Regions from separate parts of the Mus musculus genome. Here region 2 is linked to region 1. A link is a loop called in an ENCODE intact Hi-C map of the cell type or tissue named here. Cell type or tissue: gastrocnemius. All regions are shown on one strand. Links, peaks and the distances in the headings refer to the core of each region. The heading gives the core; the rest is flanking DNA. Region 1 holds the start of Gm40698 (a long non-coding RNA gene). Region 2 holds the start of Cabin1 (calcineurin binding protein 1).

Region 1 (6,657 bases), core at 1,113-6,112:
GGGTTTGGGGTTCTAGGGAGCAGGGCAAGCACGGGTGAGTTACTTGACTAGTATTTCGGGGCTGGGGGCGGGGTGGGTAGGTGGGACGGTTATAGGGCACAGGAAGGGGCAATGGTCTAGAATGGCTTGGTTAACAGATGTGGGAAGAGTGGGAGGGGCTAGGCAAAGGTGGGCAGGGTCATCCCTTCTGAAGCTCCATAATGGTCAGGCGGGCAGAGGCCAGGTCTCTGCAGGAAGTGGCCTACCCCAGCCCAGAGGTCACGTCATACCCACAGCCCGACGCACACGACCAGCAAGAGGTAGAACGTCATCACCAGTGTGTCTGTGGTGCTGTGGAGACTTAAGCCCAGGGTGCTCTGGTTCCAGGTGACGCCATGGTGGCTCTCCGCGGGGTCCATGGCAGCGTTTCCGACACAGGGAAGCACTCGCAGCCCGAACCCTAAACAACGGTTTTGTACCCGGTTCCTGCTCTGGTTCGCAAGGCATCCTGGGAAAAGCCACTGTGCGGCCGAGAGGCTCTGCCACCAAATTCTTCCCAGGTGCTAAAGACTACTTCCCACTGGTGGCGCACGCCTTTGATCCCAGCACTTGGGAGGCAGAGGCAAGCAGGCGGATTTCTGAGTTCGAGTCCAGCCTGGTCCACAGAGTAAGTTCCAGGACAGCCAGGGATACACAGAGAAGCCCTCGAAACAACAACGTCAACAACAAACCTGGGGCTGTGAGGCTGGTGAGATGGCTTAGCGGTTAAGAGCACTGACTGTTCTTCCGGAGGTCATGAGTTCAATAGGGAATGGAGGGAAAGAGAGAGACGGAGACATACCGGGTGTGCGGGAGGAGGTCAGGGGAGGGAAGGAGAGGGAGAGAGGGAGCCTTGCCTGGTCAGTCCCTATGCAGTCTCTCCATCATTAGCCACAAAGGATCATCCTTGGCTAAATTTTGGCGCAGGTGGGACTAATGTGGGACAACTGAAGAAGGGTCGTTAATGACGTCTTTATGAGCTATAGCGGATCATGGAGCAGATTTTGAAACCAGTAACATCTCTTCCGTCTTCATTTTCGGTTTATATTTGATCTTAGTGGATGTTCGCATTATTTTTAATTAAAATGTGATATCAAACTGGTATCTACCTCAATTCCATTTTTCTTTTGTTTTGTTTGTTTGTTTGTTGTTTTTGGCACTTAAACTGTGTGCCAAGGCGCTTCCTTTGCTTATCTCACCACAGCCACAGCTCTGGATGGCAGAGCTAACCTCAGGAGCCGTGCCATTTTATGCAAGTAAATTTTGTTTTGTTTTGTTTTGTTTTGTTTTGTTTTGTTTGAGACAGGGTTTCTCTGTGTAGCCCTGGCTGTCCTGGAACTCACTCTGTAGACCACACAGGACTCGAACTCAGTGATCTGCCTGCCTCTGCCTCCCAAGTGCTGGGATTAAAGGCATGCACCACCAACTCCCGGCTTACAATTCAACTTCTTAAATGATTTATTTTCTCTGTATGGGCTGGGCAGGGAAGAGCTTTCTCTTCTGCAGTCTCAACCCTGGATCTTGTTTCTTTTCTGGGATGGCAATCTTCTTTCTCCCTCTCCCGTGTTCCTTGTCCGGGAATTCTAGAAGTCCTGCCTCTGTCTCCCTGCCCAGCCTTTTGCCTCCGGCAACTGTATTTACCAATCAAAGCCAAGTAGGAGCAGGAGCCCTCAGCGTCTTATGTGTCGAGGTATGAATCCCCCTGTAATTTTGGGAGTCCAATTAACATAATACAAGCAACAAACCAATGAACAAAGACCAATGAAGGAATGCCCGAGTAACAGGAACACCCTTCTTGTATGTCCTTTTACACGGACTGCGAACCAAAGTTGTGACTTAGCTTTCAGACTAGTCCCTTCCTCAAAAGATCCAGATGTGAGGTGGGTCTTCCCCACTCAGATGATTCAATCAGGAATAATCCCTCATGGCTTGGGGTTTAGTTGATTCCAGATGTGGTCAAGCTGACAAGCAAGATTAGGCATCACGTGACGTACAAATGTATATAATACATACAATAACGGGCTATTTGTTAAGTAGAGGGTGGTAGATGTCAGCTGGGGACTGCAGTAGCAGTGCTGCTAGCTGACTGCAATAAATGGCAAAGATTTCTACCTGGATGGGAATAATCAGAATCGCTAGGACTGACTCTAAGTATGAGATGTGCTTCTCGACCATAGTGCTCCTCCCATACATGAAATGACTTGTCTCTTGAATTTTGGGTGAACATAGTCGTTTCTGTTGCAATATTTATGTGTGTGTGTGTGGGGGGGGTTATTGCTGTATGTACATCTGCACACCAGAAGACGGCACCAGACAGTTTCAAGCTGCCACGTGGGTGCTGGGAACTGAACTCAAGACCTTGGGAAGAGCAGTCAGTGCTCTTAACCCCCAATAAGTCTTTTCCATTTCTCCCTGTGCATGTACACACACACACACACACACACACACACACACACACACTCCGTCTTTCTCTTTCTCTTCCCCTCTGTCTCCTTCCCCCTGGTGACTTCTCAGGCCTCATTTGGTCCTTGGGACCAGTGAATCCACCTGAGAGCTGATTACCATTAAACCTGCCTTTGTATATTTTAATTTGGCTTAACTGGCTCATTTCACCATTGGAGAATAAGTAGCTTATCAAAAACATTTTCAAAAATCTCAGAAGCTGGGCAGTGGTGGCGCATGCCTTTAATCCCAGCACTTGGGAGGCAGAGGCAGGTGGATTTCTACCGAAGTGAGTTCCAGGACAGCCAGGACTACACAGAGAAACGCTGTCTCGAAAAAGAAAAAAAGAAAGAACATCTCAGGATTACCCTTGTAGTAGACCACACTGGAAGCAAAAAATCGTTGGTTGTAATTTTAAATTACAAATTAACTATTAAATTGGGAATTTTTAGTGCTGAGGGATTAATAGGATTGGGGTTGGATTTGATCGAAGTATGTGATATGCATTAGAGCCGCCAGGGGGAGATATTGCTCCAAAAGATAACTCCTAACCTCAGGAGTGAAATCACTCTGGACTAACGGAGGGAGACCTGTGGTACCTCTCCAAGTATTCAATCTTCCCTAGAAAGAATAGGCAAATTTAAAGAGAAAAACACCCTTGAGATGGGGGAGTTCAGTCCCTGTTTCTCTTCCCACATTCTAAGACACGGTCTGAAATTGCTTAGATCTCCCACATGGTGTCGCTGTCTACCCATAAATAAGCAAAAAAAAAAGTCACGCTTGCTTTTTTTTTTTTTTTTTTTTAAAGTTATTTATTTGGGTTTTGAGATAGGATCTCGTGGTTTAGCTTTGACTGTCGTGAAACTTGTTATATACACCAGTATAATCTCGAACTCACAAAGATCTGCCCATTGCCTCAGAGGCCAGTTGGCAATCCTGATTCAGGCTCCCAAGTGCTTAGGGTTCTCCGTGTCCTGCAAACGCTCTGAGTGGTCAGAGCATTTGACCATTTTTTAGTAACCCTGACTGAGAACGTGTAGCAGTGCCACACTTAATGAGTTTCGAGATGGTGAGTTGCTGGAGAGTAAGGGAGGGGTGAGACGACCACGGAGTTCTTTATCTGCCCCCCACCCCCACCCCACCCCACCACTCTGTTAAATGTTTCCAGACTGAAAATCCAAAGATCTGGAATCCCAAACCGCCCACCTCTCTCGGGAACTCATACCCCCCACCAAAGCCTAGCACAGGCAAACGCTAGGCTCAATCACGGTTTCTAAGCTGGATGAGAGGCCGCAGATCCGCGCACCGAGCTCCCCGCAGATCGTGCGCCAATTGGGGCACCCTCGCGGTGGTCCAACTGAGCCATAGGTAGATCTGGTGGTGGAGCGGGAAGGACCAGTGGAGAGGACGCAGGGGGGCATCTGGGCAGGGACAGGACCACCAGCTGGCCGGCGGGGCGGAGCCACATCCGACTCCCCCAGGGCCTGGAGCCCTGCTCCCCAGGTGTCCCCCACCCCCAGCACCACCCCAGCAAACTACCCTGCCCTTCCCCACCCGTGGGCACTTCCGGAACCACTCTAGGCCTCAGGAGGTCTCATCATCTCTGTGCTCCTGCTGCTGAGCCTGGCCGCTGGTGGCCTGGTGTCCCTAAAGCATGTTCTAGCACAGCGGAGCGGAGCCCGCGCTGGACGGAGCGCACAGGAAAATACTGAGGTTGGGAAAGGCGAGTCTAGAGCCTCCAATTACAGCTGAACCTTCCTTGAGGCTAGGCTCGAGATCCTTTATTCAAAGGTAATCCTGGCCAGACATGTCCCCCTCCCCCACCGCTCATATAGGACCACAATGAGGTGAAGGTGGATGAAAGCAAGAAGGGCGAGAAGAGTGTAAGCTAGACCCTTCTGGGACTCCGTAACCCCCAAACGCGGCATCTGGATGCTCATCTCCAGAAATGAGGTACTTCTTCAGAGCCCTGGCGAAGCAGCTGGATACGTCTGTTTTTATGCACGTTTTTTATGTGTGTCTCTTTGCTTTTTATATCCTGGGGGTTGAGCCCAGGGCCACTGTTTATACTTTTCAAATCCTCTTATCGCTGATCTGTGACACCCTCACCCCCACCCCTGCCAGCCCAGGAATTTTGTTTTGGTTTGAGACAAGGGCTTGCTATGTATCTATCCTTGGCTGGCTGGAACTCCCTCTGCAGACCAGCCTGTCCTTGAATTCACAGAGATCCACCTGCCTCTGTCTCTGTGAGTATTGGGATGAAAGGCTTGTGACACCACACTGGCTCAGGAATGTTTTAGAAAGCTCCAGTCCCACTCGGTTCTGCTTCTAACAGCAAAGTTTGCCCTCCAGTCAATTGTGGCACCCCTTGGCCCGTGACTGCTCAGGTGTGGTAACCCATCTGTGGGAAAGCTTCCCTCAGGGAATCAGTAGAACACACTGTTTCTGAGCAGGGAAGGATGCTGCATAATCTCTTACCTGCTTTCAATATCCTCATTTCTGCCCCTCACGGCCCTTCTGAGAACACCTGCCTCTAACCATCAAGATCTTTGGGAACCTGCCCGGAGACTTCAGAAAAGAGGCAGGGCTGCCCCTCCCCTCCCCATCAGCATGAACTCCATGGGGACCAGCCACCCAAGAACCATGAGCGTTGGACCACAATCAGCCATGCAGGACTTGGGGGCGGGGGTTCGGGGGAGGGTGGCAAGTGTTGGTTCCTGTTTCACTACCTTCAGGTCACTGGAAGGCCAGGAGGGAAGCTAAACCCCTAAGGGATAGGGACAAAGCTGGGCCACATTCCCTAAGGGTCTCAGGTGTTTCCTCTTTAGACAACAATCATCAAAATCCCAACCTCCACATCCTCCAATTTGACATTTATTTTATTTATTTGTTTACACAGGATCTCACAGTTCTCAGGACAGTGGTTGACCCGTCGAGTGTTATTAACTCATTTCACAGAGGAAGGAAAGAAAGCAAGACTTAAGAGAAAAAGAGGAGGCCCAAGGTCAGGGGGCAGACCTAGGAGACAGAAGATGTTCAACCCAGCCCTAGGGTTCAAAGGTGTGGGCGATGGAACAGAAGTAATCGGCATCATCCTCCGGGAGCACGGGGCTGATGGTGAGGATACAGGCGTTGTGGGCTGCATCCACGGTAGCTGAGAATCTGTCGGGGATGTCAGCGGGCCGATAGTGTTCCTCTTCTGCGTAATAGTAGAGAAGATGGGGAGCACTTCCTGGCTGCTGCTGGTACCACGACACCCCAATATCTCCAGCGGTGGCATGCTGGGAATTGATGGTGCAGCTGAGATGAGCGTCTTGGCCTGGGAAGACTGAGAACGCGTCAGGCTGGGTCAGAGTTGGCTGAAAGACTGAAAAAGACACAGACCCACTAAGGGCTAGCCTGGGCTCCTTCCTACCTTGCTACAAATATTTTATCAGACTGCAAAGATTCCCACTCCCAAATATTTTTCAGAGCCTAGTGCCCTGGATGGTTCTGTGAGACATAGTTTGCTCCATCTACCGTTCCGGTTTCCTCTGTGAATGGGGGCTTGTGAATAAGTGACCCCTAAATTAGCATTACTGTCCTGTCTCCAAGAATCCATGTTCAGTTGAGAGCCTAGTGTTCAAGTGTGACCTTCTAGGTCCCCCTAGTACCTACTACCCTCCTTCTCTCTACCCTTACCCCTCAATCTAATAACTCAACCTCAGCTACAAAGTAACTGCCCTCCAGACCTCTCAGAATGCTTAACTGTCATCCTTGACTTTCAAACTGCTGGCCACAGAGGATTGCCTTAAAGGATCTGTGGAGCAGGGGGCTGCCCATCTTTATTAGCCTCCTCTCTGAGAAACAAAGGCAAGAAGTTGCCCTCTCCTCAGAGACGCTGAAGGACCACAGTCTAAGCAGACCCACAAATTGGGAAGCTAAGGTCCACACGGAAAGTGGCTTTCCCCTAGTCCTGGACAGAGTTGCCTACAGCCGGCTCTCTGCTCTACCCCAATGCCTCTCCTAGGATCCACCCCCCTTACCCTGTTGATTCACTTCTTTGCATGAGTTTCCCTGAGCTGGTGCCAACCCCCACCTCGTTCCTGGATGTGCCGTACCTGCCACAAAGGTTCCTATCAGGAGCAGAGGCAGGCAACCAGGGCAGGCCATGGCCAGAAGCAGAAAGGCCGACCTAGAGTTCTGCAGTACTGTGCT
Region 2 (6,657 bases), core at 984-5,983, 190 kb after region 1:
TAAAACCCTAACTAAGACACTGGCTTTCTTTTTTCCAACAATAGTTTTTTTGTTTGTTTGTTTGTTTAATTCACTTCACAGTCCCCTTGTCGTTTTTTTTTTTTTTGTTTGTTTGTTTAATTCACTTCACAGTCCCCTTGTCGTGTCCCACTCGACCAGCAAGAAAGACCAACCACCGGTTCTTCTTTAAGCAGTTTACTCAGGCAGCTACTTACTTTAAATCCCCTAGCCTCTCTTGTTACAAGTGTTTTTCTCTCCACTCCAGCCACAACCACGCCCCCACCAATCACCACAGGTCACATCACCTCACCAGGAAGCTTGCTCAGCCAATCAGGGATTAAGGGCAGGCCATCCACCAAACATGGGCTTGTTTACTACCTGGAGCAGACTTCCATCTTGCTGACCAGGAAGTCTGGAATGGCTCCCTACATCCCCTTCTTTTTTTCCTTCCAGTTCCACCCCAAATCTATCCTCCCCTTGCTCCTCCTCTTCTTCTCTCCCCTCTTCCTGGGTACCACACTACCCTGGGACATCTAGTCTTAGCAGAACACACTGGCTTTCTTTACATAACTTTTGTCTGCTCTTTCTTTCGTTTTCTCTCTCTCTTTCTCTGTTTCTTTTTCATGTTTACAATAGACATTTATTTAAAGTGAGACATAGGTAGAGCAAATATTTCTTAAATTGTGATTCAGATTGAAATAACTTTGTAGAAGTATGGTGAGACCAGGCACACCCACAGATCTTATCTAAAAGATCACTTCTTCCCCCACTCCTCTCTCTCCTTTCTTTCCCGAATAACCTCTTTTAGATAGGGTTCAAGGTAGAATTTGTCCTCCTCATATGTTGTCCACTGATCCTTAGGCAAGATCCTATGCCTCATAGTCAGGCTCTCTTAATTCGAAACAGCCTGTCATAAAGGTCCTCAGGAAGCCTTCTTATGGCTTCTTTTACATCTTCAGTTTCATGTAGTGTAGCATCTCGCATTATCCCCAGTTTATTGAATCCTGCAGCGTTATAATACCACTTTCGAAAACCATCCAGCCACTTGCTTGATGCTGCAACAGCAGATTGACCCGCCATTTTGACCTAAGAGTCTTCTGTCTGCTTTCATACACAACCCAGGATCATCTGACTAGTGGTGGCACCTCCCACAACGGGCTGGGTCTTCCCACACCAATTATTAATCAAGAACACACCCTCTAGACTTTTTATAGACTTTGCCTAGAGAGGAATCTGATGGGCGCACTGTCTCAGCTGAGGTTCCTCTTCCCTGGTGACTCTAGCTTGCTTCAAGCTAACAAAGCAGCTAAGCAGGGCGGAAAGAAAGCTGTGCATCTTCTAAGTTTGAGAGGCTGACTGGAGCTCATTTAGTTTCTGAGACTGATAAGCCAACCTCTTCTCTCTACCAGCGGGTGTTGGAATTCTGAGGACACCTGAGGATGGCACTGACATGGACCTCTCAGCGGGAACTCAGCGGGAATGGAAGACAAACAGTCTTACCATATTGAATCTGTCACCCCTACCACATACACTGATATTACCTGTCGGCTTGCATAGAAAGGTCTCTCACTTCTCAAATGTTCTCCCCACCCCAAGGTAGCTCCGAGCTATCTCTCTGTCAATTCTGTTCTGTTTGAGGCTCTGGCATGATCAATATTTCTTTCACCTTTGAACCCTTACCCTGTAGACCCCGGCATGGGGTCTATTTTTCAAGAACCGAGTGATGGAAACTGGATCCAATAAGCATACTATACTATTCGTGCTATATTTGTGGTTTTGAGAATGGCTCTTTCTAGGTGGCCCTGACTGACCTGAATCTGTTGTGTAAAACAGGCTAGCCTTGAACTTGAAGTGATCCTCCTGCCCCAGCTTCCCGAGTGTGCACAGGCAGAAGTCTCACCACCAAGACTCACTGTTTACACAATTTTAATAATTTTTCTTTCTGTTCCTCTACCCTCTTGCAGTCTATACTTTTTTTTTTTTCTTTTATGTATGTGGGTACACTGTCGCTGTCTTCAGACACACCAGAAGAGGGCATCAGATCCCATTACAGATGGTTGTGAGCCACCATGTGGTTGCTGGGAATTGAACTCAGGACCTCTGGAAGAGCCAGTTGGTGTTCTCCAACCTCCAGTCTATACTTTTCTGAAGTCAAAGTTGGTAATATATTTTTTAACCTCTTGGAATATTAATAAGGTTGTTTTCTTTGTACCAGACTGATTGAATTATGCACCATGATTCTTACTGTTAATGTTTTCTTTTTAAACAAGCCTTGCTCCCCCGCCCCCCGCATTTTGTTGTTGTTGTTTGGTTTTTGTTTTTCTACACAGGGTTTGTGTTACCTTGTGTTACCCTGGGTGTCTTGGAACTCACAGAGATCACCTGGTCACTCTGCCTCTGCTTCCCAAGTGCTAGGATTAAAGGCGTGTGCCACCATGCCCAGCTTTAAATAAGTTTTCAAACTCTTACAATATGGGGGAAAAAAGCCGTAACATTCATTGTTAAAAATTTTATGTGAGCTGGGCAGTGTTGGCACACGCCTTTAATCCCAGCACTTGGGAGGCAGAGGCAGGTGGATTTCTGAGTTCGAGGCTAGCCTGGTCTACAGAGTTCCAGGATAGCCAGGGCTATACAGAGAAACCCTGTCTCAAAAAACCAAAAAAAAAAAAAAAAAAAAATTTTAATGTGTTCTTTCAGAGTTCCTGAGTTCAATTCCCAACATGGTGGCTTGCAACCATCTGTAATGGGATCCGATGCCCTCTTCTGGTGTGTCTGAATACAGATATTGTGTACTTACATTCATAAAGTAAACAAACCTTTTTTTAAAAAAAATTATGTGTATGAGTGTTTTGCTTGCATGTATGGCTGTGTACCACATTGTGCAGTTCCAGAAGAAGCCAGAAGAGGGCGTTGGAGATCGTCTTGAACTCTTGAACTGAAATTACAGCCGGTTGTGAGCTGTGCCAATGCTGGTCTTCAAACCAAGGTCCCCTGGAAGAGAAGCCAGTGCTCTGAACTGCCAAGACGGCTCTGCAGCCCCTTAGTGTTATTTAAATCATTCTTGTGGGATACTTTGCCACCAGGGATTCCAGCAGTGTGGAGCTCCTCCCTAAAGGGTTGCATCAACTCCCAAAATACTAACCTCTCCTTATCAGGTTTTTCTGCTCAAAAACCGGTAAACTTCTCTGACACGTTTCTTAAGCGGGTCTGCTCCCCCGCCCTTTGGTTTTTAAATCATTTGCGTTTCTAAGTCGTTCATGTATCTAATCCCTGCTCTTGGGAGACAGAGGCAGGCTTATCTTTGTGAGTCGGAGAGCCTGTAAATACGGAGTTCCAGACCAGGCAGAAGAGGCGAGGCCTGGGCACCATAACAAGTTCCAGCTCCCTATCTAGTTCTGCTTGCGTGTCGCTTGGGTTTCCAATCATTATCGTCAGAACACCTGCTCCGGGTCTTTGGCAGCAATGCGCTTGTTTTAGTGAATGGGGGGGGGGGGGGTTCTAGTTTGTAAACTCGCGTTCATAAAGCGTGCGTGCAAGTGGTAGTATGTGATGGCCAGTAACCTTAGCAAGCCGGAGTCCGAAGCCGGAGGATAGCCACGAGTTCGAAGCTAGTTTGGGCTGCACTAGTGAGACACTGCTTAAAACAAACCAGACCAAAATAAAACACAATAGCAACAACAAAACCAAAGCAAAATAAAACAAAACTGTTAAGTCCTGCAGGTAGCGGAGCGCAGCAGCAGCAGGCAGCAGCGTTCCCACGCGCGCGAGTCAAAGACACAGCGCACAGCGAACCCGTGGGTCCGCCCAAACAGCCTACTCCGATTGGCTGATAAGGCTGACACTTCAGCCAATGAGAGCGTTCCTTGTTGGTTTGTCGCGCGCAGGAGTCTGGGAGCTCCGGCCGTTGCCCTGGAGACGCCGGTCGAGTTCCGGGGAGCAAGGGCTGTGTGTGTCTGCTAAGTGTGCGCACGGCTCCCGTGAGCGCGAGGAGGTGGAACCACGCGAGAAGACCCGCTCTTCCCCTTCCTCCCGGGCGCGGTGGGCCGAAGCCAGGCTCGAGACCCGAAGGCACGGGCGCGGGTCTTCTGCCCACGCTGGCTTCTTCTCGCTTCCCGCAGCCTCGCCCGGTGGCGCCTAGGGTGGGTCACAGTGACCGCAGCTCGAAGCCATCCCTTTCGGTGCGTCCTTTCGTTCACCTTCACCGCAGCCCAGCGAGGTGAGTGTGATGTGAGTACCATTTCCAGGGGTGGAAACTGAGGCCGAGGGAAGGTTTTAAACGACTTTAAAGTTCCGGTGCGGCTTACCCCGACTGCAGCCATTCTGCTCAACACCCTCCATGGAGGAGGCAGGTAGAACGACTTCACCTGGCGCTGTCAGGTTTCTGCACTTGTGGACTTTGCCGCTTAACTCTTCAAGACGTGACTTCTTATAGGTCATCAGTGTGGCCTATTGAACCTCATCTGGGTAAAGTTCCTTCTATGTGATTGATTAATTTGCTTAGGAATAAAATTTAGAATGATCTCCTTCAGGGGTTGGCACACTCTTGTAGATAGATTTATATTTTATGTTGTAAATTTAATTTAAAAAAAAACAATACTTTTAATGGTAAGTGTTTTAGATTTGGGGTGGCTGTTCAATTGTTTCATTAATAAAGTCAAAGACAATATATGAGACAGTGTGTCACTATAATTTTATTTATAGATACTGAAAGCTGAATGGAAATAATTTTTATGTAATTGTCATGAATCAAGAGGTTGGTTGGTTGGCTGGTTGTTTTCCTCATTAGAAATGTAAAAAAGAAAAAAAAATCCTCCTTTCGGGCTGTATAATAGCAGTGGATGGTGAACCTACAGGCCATGTCTAGACCAGCATGTCACATCATAGAGGAAACAGGCATAGAGAGGGGCATTTATGTTAAGTCAGTCTCTCACACACAGTTCTACCATAACCTCAAGACTGCCAGAAGTCAGGTGTCATAGTTAGGGTTTTACTGCTGTGAACAGACACCATGACCAAGGCAAGTTTTATAAAGGACAACATTTAATTGCGGCTGGCTTACAGGTTCAGAGGTTCAGTCCATTATCATCAAGTCGAGAACATGGCAGCATCCAGGCAGGCATGGTGCAGGAGGAGCTGAGAGCTCTACATCTTCATCTGAAGGCTGCTAACAGAAGACTGACTTCCAGGAAGCTAGGACTAGGGTATAAAATCCCACTCCCACAGTGACACACCTCTAACAAGGCCACACATCCAAATAGTGCCACTCCCTGGGCCAAGCATATGCAAACCATCACACTGTGTGTAATGGTGTGTGTGCCTTTAATCCCAAGCACTGTGGAGGCCGAGACAGGTGGAACAGAGCAAGTTCCAGGATAGTCAGAGCTACACAGGGAGACCCTACCTTGAAAACTCCCTTATCCCTGACAAGAAAAATTGCCAGGCTCCTAGACCCTAGTAGGCCCCTTGGTTGCCTTTCACTAACTGGATGGCAGAGCTGAGGGCCATAAATAGCTTTTCTTTACTATGATCTTAAGCAATGGAAACTTCATAGAGTTTGGAAACAGACCTGCTATGTCAGTGCACGCTTTTAATCTCAGAACGCAGGAGGCAAAGGCATGTGTTTATCTCTCTCAGTCTGGTCTATATAGCAAGTCCAGGCCCAGTCAACTGGCACTACATAGATTCTGTGTTTAAAAGAAGAAGAAGAAAAAAAAGGGTAGGGTGGGGGTTAGAAACTTGAGATTTTTTTTTTTTTTTGGAGACAGGGTTTCTCTGTGTAACTCTGGCTGTCCTGGAACTCACTCTGTAGACCATGCTGGCCTCGAACTCAGAAATCCGCCTGCCTCTGCCTCCTGAGTGCTGGGATTAAAGGCGTGCACCACCATGCCCGGCGAAACTTGAGAATTTAAAATGTGTTATTCTTAGAAAACTGCAACAGTTAGGCTGGGAATTGATAAGTGATTATAGATTAAGCATCCTAGTCTGAAAATCTTAATTTCCCCCAAATCCAAAACTTTTGAGTGCAGAGATGACTGTGGAAATTCTGTACCATGATACTTTGTTCCATGTACAAATTATTAAACATTTTATGTAAAATTATCTTCCGGCTATGTGCATAAAGTATATGATGAAGTAAGTTTTGTGAAACTAGGATGTCCTTGAATTTGAACCATCCTTCAGGTTCCTCATTCTCCTGAATGCTGGGATGACAGGCCTCCAATCCCAGCTTTAAAAAAAAGTGTTTGATTAACTGATAGATTAATCTTGTGTATGAGATGACGGTGGGGCCTGAGTGCCGCAGCACCATTGGAGCTCAGAGGACAGCTTTGTCCATGTGGTTTCCGGGGATCCAATTCCTGTTCCTTTATCATCCTAGCCATCTCGCAGCAGTCAAGGCGTTTGCTGTAAGCATCACTTCTTAAAGGTCACACTGTCTGCCAGCATTGACCCACCGAGGCCCAGGAATCTTTTGGGGAACATGCTGAAGTTGACCCTCAAGCGCAGCACATGCACACTGGAGTGTAACTCTGGACCTGACCTCTCTGTGGCAACATGTGCTGCTTCCTCTCATTTCATCCCTTAAGGCTTTATGTAGCATGTGTTATAGTTTGTGTTTATAACATTGGATAAAGCTTATTCTCTTCTTAGCAGGTTTTT

Evidence for each region. Hi-C counts contacts between places; a loop is a spot of excess contacts. Peaks named below come from ENCODE experiments on the same cell type or tissue, not always from the same donor. Only the 100,000 strongest peaks of a DNase experiment are listed, where the experiment ranks them.
Region 2: it touches region 1 in a loop (4-fold over the local background); 4 of 42 quality-filtered maps call a loop at or near these places.

What each region holds. Positions count from the first base shown.
Region 1 is chr10:75,948,313-75,954,969 of GRCm38, reverse strand. Vpreb3 (pre-B lymphocyte gene 3) reads right to left here. Exons shown (of 2, transcript NM_009514.5): 1 at 6,561-6,657; 2 at 5,313-5,827. The coding sequence starts at 6,612. The coding sequence ends at 5,508. Gm40698 (a long non-coding RNA gene) reads left to right here and starts at 411. Exons shown (of 2, transcript XR_871837.3): 1 at 411-727; 2 at 946-1,120. It overlaps Gm5134 (predicted gene 5134), which reads right to left and starts at 456. Exons shown (of 14, transcript NM_198635.3): 1 at 270-456. The coding sequence starts at 398. In gastrocnemius, for the core only: a CTCF peak has its summit at 3,050; DNase peaks (open chromatin) are centred at 3,017 and 3,906; H3K4me3 peaks cover 1,206 bases; H3K27ac peaks cover 230 bases.
Region 2 is chr10:75,761,584-75,768,240 of GRCm38, reverse strand. Cabin1 (calcineurin binding protein 1) reads left to right here and starts at 3,884. Exons shown (of 37, transcript NM_172549.3): 1 at 3,884-4,216. It also overlaps the pseudogene Gm19326. In gastrocnemius, for the core only: a CTCF peak has its summit at 2,890 (motif pointing right); DNase peaks (open chromatin) are centred at 2,916 and 3,876; H3K4me3 peaks cover 1,732 bases; H3K27ac peaks cover 1,630 bases.